2 separate regions of the Homo sapiens genome follow, and region 2 is linked to region 1. The links are chromatin loops, found by intact Hi-C in ENCODE. Cell type or tissue: natural killer cell. All regions are shown on one strand.

What was found. Hi-C counts contacts between places; a loop is a spot of excess contacts. Peaks named below come from ENCODE experiments on the same cell type or tissue, not always from the same donor. Only the 100,000 strongest peaks of a DNase experiment are listed, where the experiment ranks them.
Region 2: a loop joins it to region 1, with 3 times the contacts of the local background. A loop is called at or near these places in 3 of 110 quality-filtered maps.

The regions. Positions count from the first base shown.
Region 1 is chr1:67,171,009-67,173,508 of GRCh38, reverse strand. The region is part of intron 3 of IL23R (interleukin 23 receptor); the gene reads right to left. Among named protein-coding and RNA genes, the nearest start is that of IL23R, 5.8 kb to the right of the region's middle. In natural killer cell, no CTCF peak of the experiment used is centred here; DNase peaks (open chromatin) are centred at 1,298, 1,878 and 2,438; H3K27ac peaks cover 1,466 bases.
Region 2 is chr1:67,335,762-67,338,261 of GRCh38, reverse strand. All of the region lies in intron 8 of IL12RB2 (interleukin 12 receptor subunit beta 2), which reads right to left. Among named protein-coding and RNA genes, the nearest start is that of IL12RB2, 29 kb to the right of the region's middle. In natural killer cell, no CTCF peak of the experiment used is centred here; DNase peaks (open chromatin) are centred at 861, 1,231 and 1,891; H3K27ac peaks cover 1,550 bases.

The DNA.
Region 1 (2,500 bases):
ATTTAAATCATTTTGGAGTTTGAGTTGTGGTCCCTCATTGATTACAATGATTTGTGCTGAAGTTATTTTTTCCTCTGGTTTCAGATACAGAGTGCCATTGATTTGGCTATCAGATTGTTTGGGCTGTGTTACTCCACGGCATCTACATGAAGTGAATTCTTGGGGTTACAAATGTCTGGTGGTCAATTAACTTTGCAAAAGATCAAAAAGATGACTATACACACACATGCAAATAAGTGTTTGTTAACATGAAGCAATGTAAAGATGGGCCTGTGAGTATGCTTATGATAATAACATCAAGTTGTTGTTAGGCCTCATTGCCAGGTTATTCAATATCCAAGAACAAAACCTGGCTATACAACTAGATACTAGAGAATACTCTGAGGTATACAAAAGGGGGCTTATGTTTTTGCTCTTTCTTGCCAATCCCACCCCTCCCCTATTATTGGGACACTCAGGAATCACAGGCCAGGTTTCTTGTTAATTCAGAGTCTAGCCAAGGATCCCTTTCTACTGAGAACTTCTTGAAAACAGTCCGTGATTTCCTCTTCTTTGTACTTCTAGCATTTAACACATTTTTGGTGCATAGTAACCACTCAATAAAGTTTATTCCATGAATTGATTGGCTTGATTAAGATAATAACATGAAGGATTAAAATGGAGAGAGATGCAATGCTTCTGGCAAAGATCACTCTATAATTTCTTACTCAAGCAGGGCACAGGCCAGCCTAATTGTTCCGTAATCATACTTAATAGCAATGTTAGAAACAAATATTCAGAGGCTTTTATTGAATAACAAATGTGCTTTCATCATTGTAAATAAAGTCCAAAAGTTAAAATTTAAAAAGTCAAAGATATTTAAAATTTTAAACAAATGATTAAGTGGAAACATGACTGTGCATGGTTTAATTTGGTATTTTTAAATGAATAAAGACATCTTGTATTTTATCCCATGATTGGTGTGGCCTGATTAGAACAAATTTCCCATAATATGTGTGCATTTAGTCTTAGATAAGAATCTAAGAAGTGTCTAGGATTGTGGCTAAAAATGGAAATTGTGATAATATGGTTTATATTTCACAAATTATACATTAAAGCACAGCACTTTAAAATATATTTGGATAGCTTTTCAAGGAAAGCAATGACTCATTTATCTTGTCTTTTACAATTTGTCTCTAGTCTAAAAAAATACATATAATCATTTTGTTCAAAGCAGTGATGATAAGTTGACATAATAAATCTCACATGACAAATATCCTGTGATCAAAGTGGTCCAGTGAAAGCAATGTGATTTCTAGAATGCCACAAAACCCTCAAAAACCCTTTTTTGACCTACTTAAATAGGAAGTTTTGTTTGCTAAGAATGTAGAGCTCAAGAAGACATTCAGCTTGAATCCAGGGGTTTGAGTAAATTCTCACCTGGCAGTTACATTTTTACACTCATAACCAGAGGCCTATGTAAGGAGTTACAATTCACAAACTCAAAAGTTAAATAAGTGGAAAGAGTGATGTTCTTTCTAAGCAGCCATCGGCAGAGAATGTATTTCTATTAGGCTGTCCTGGAAGAGGAACAAAGTCCATTCTCTTACCTTCTACATTGCCTGGTGTTGGGTTTGGGGACAGAGGCCCCCCAGCCAACACTTGGGAGGGCTTTTGGGAGTAATCAGTTATACAAACTGCAACACACGGAAGGTGGTGTTAAATAAAATGTATAGGAGACCATTGTTTTGGACTGAGCTCCTGCACTAGGCCCCCACATACCAAACCAAAATGAAGTCACTCCTGTTAAGTGACATATAACCAAGCTGAAACTTTAAGGAAGCAGGTAAAACTCCCACAGACTAGTTTTTCCTGAAAACAGAAAATTCACAGCAACCACGTAGAAAGAGCCCAGTCAACCTGAGCAGGGATGATAAGGAAATCCCCTCTGCTTTAACCATTACAAGGAAAATAACCTGAAGTAACAATGTTAACCAATCTGGTAGTTTTTATAAAAATTTCTATTTCTTGTTCCTACCTTACAAAAACCAACTGTTCTGTTAGAATAGTAGAGCCAAAACTAAGTATATAATTATACAAGCCAGCCCATATCACTATAGTAACTTAAACACCTCCAGGACACTCAGAGCACATATCAGTTTTTTAGAAAGAGATGCTGCCGATTCATGAATCACACATAAAAACCTATCAGATCTAAAAACTAAATTTGCTGAAATTTTGTTTTTTAACAGAGACAATGTTTATTTTGCTTCCTTTTTTTTCCTCTGGCTTAAATTAACAACTAAGCTTTTTCTGTAACTGTGAAAGTTGCTTATTTGCCCTCCAAAGAAATTGTATAGTCTCTCTACCCAACTCCCACCCCCAAAGGATAAATAGTAAAGTATTTGGGCATTGAGGTTTGGTTATGTTTCCTGAGGATGTGGACAAGCTAAGAAGATTTCTTACATCAGATAAGATGTCTGCCTGCGGTTTAATTTCCACAATTTAGGGCAAGTTTAGC
Region 2 (2,500 bases), 160 kb before region 1:
CACCTCCCAGGCTCAAGCAATCCTCCTGCCTCAGCCTCCCACATAGCTGGGACTACAGGTGCGTACCACCACGCCTGGCTAATTTCTGTATTTTTTATACAGACAGGCTTTCATCATGTTGCCCCGGCTGGTCTTGAACTCCTGAGCTCAAGAGATCCACCCACCTTGGCCTCCCAAAGTGCCGGGATTACATAGGCATGAGCCACTGCACCCGGCCTTAACTTACTCTTAAAACATGTGTTATTAAAATAACCCAAGGAAAGTACATGTGGCTTTAGCACCATAAGACAGAGCAAAAAAATAAAAATAAAGTATATGTGGTTCTTTTCTTTTCTTTTCTTTTCTTTTTTTTTTTTTTTTACTAGAATGCAGAAAGAATTCTCAACAGAGAAGATACAACTCATATAGAAAAACACTTTTTGGTCTTGTAAAAATACACTAATATAAATGACAAACCTTGTGTTCATCTCCATTCCTAGACTTATCATGGTATAGTACAATTATTTGGTGTGTGATCATTAGACAATGATGTACTTAAAGGGAAGTCCTATCTCATTTAATATGCCACATACCCAGCGCAGCACTTAGAATATAATAGGCTCCTAATAATTGTTAAGTAATGAATGAACAAATCATGTGATATTATCTATTTAATGCCAAAACACAGGCTGAACTGATTAAATAAATAACCACCAATCTGTAAGACAATGGTCAAATATGGCCCAACTTAATTTCAACCAAACATACTTGCAAAGAGACTAAATAATCAACTCCTGTATGTGTAAGTGTGAGTGTGTGTGTGCATGAGTTCATGCTCACGTGAGTGAGTGAAGTCATTTTGTTTCCTCTACCATCAAGTCACTTAGATTTGTTTTGATTTACAGCCAGGAGTGGAACCAGCAGAAACAACTCCTGAAAACAGGCTTCAGCTGCACCAAGCTAATTTCCTCAACAGTGAAACTTAGAGTGTATTTGAGGGGAGGCTGCGCTGGGGTTTTTTCCTAGGTTAGAAAGTTCCATCTAACCAGATGGAAATTTCTAGAAAATTAAGTCCCACCACCTGGATAACAGGAGATAAGAGAAGAGCAAAAGAGAAAGAAAGGGAGCGTAAGTACCCACATGTAGAGGGCAGGTGCTGTGTGGGCCCATCCACAGCTCCATCTCCCCTCCTCCTGCAGTAGTCAGTGTGAGCTTCAGAGCCAGGTCTGCGGGGTAAGCCCAGCTCTGTGACTTTGAACAAATGCTAACCACATCCTTCGGCTAGCTCCCTCATCTGTCAGATGAGGGTGATAATTCCACATATCACACAGGGTGGAGTGGGAATTTCAGTGGAGCGTGCTGACACATGGTGAGTGCTCAGCAAGTGTAGCTCTTGCTGTTTCCCGCATTTGAAAACTGAAGTGCTGAAAGGTTAAGGAACTTGCTTAAGGTCCCAGAACTAATCATCAGAGATGCCAGGCTTTGAACACAAATCCGTTTTATCCCAGAGCCCATAGCCTTGGCTCTGCACCGTGCAGGTGCCTGGCTCTGAGAAAGCTAATGGTTTCTCTGCGATACTTCCATCCCCCATCAGTTGGGCCTTCTTTTTGTTCTATCCTCTCCTTCATTACTTCCTTTTCCTGCCTTTCTTGCTCTACTTTCTTTTTTGTTTTTTTCTAAACATTCACTTCTTTTCTTTTCTCTCCTTTGCAGTAGTATTTACCTTTGCAGTGAGGACTTAGAGGTAAGCAACACTTATGTAAAACATTTTGAAAATGCTCTTAATTCTCCAGGAATATGAAGAGTGGCCCAGGAATCAAACCTGGGACTTCTATCTGCTAGCTTAGATGCAAAAAGAAAAAAAGCACAGGCAACAAAGGAAAGGGGATATGACGTTCACTAACCACCTACTGTCAGGTGGTGTCCGGACACTATATACATCATCTCGTTTAACCCTCACACAACGCAAGGGTGCATATGATTACATCTGCTTTACAGCTGAGGACAAGGAGGCTGGCAAAAGTTAAATGATTTACAAAAGACCTGGGTCTGGTAAATGGCAAAGCTGAGGACTGGACCCAGGTCTTGCTTTCCCCGAAGACCCTGCTTTTCCCATTACAGTTCACTACATTGACCAAGACCTGACTACTCCACAAACTAGATAATCCAGACATTTGTAAAATCAGGGTTTGGAAACCCGGGTGTGCTCAGTGTCAAAGCCAGTTGACTTGTACCACAGCAGTACATGTCTTCAGTTAATTACATATTGGTAAGAAATCTAAAGGGGACACTCACTGACTCATTAAAAATCCACAACCTAACAGATTATTACAGAGCTAAGAATCAAATTCTAGAATTATATTCTTTTCACAAGGTAAATTGCAAGTAAACTGAAATGTTAATGGTGCCTACCTGCAATGTATACCTTCATGGGAGAGAAATCATTAGTTGAATCTGCATGAGTCTCTAAAAAGTGTAACATTTCATGACCAGGGGTGTAAAATCACTGCTGCTTAAAGCA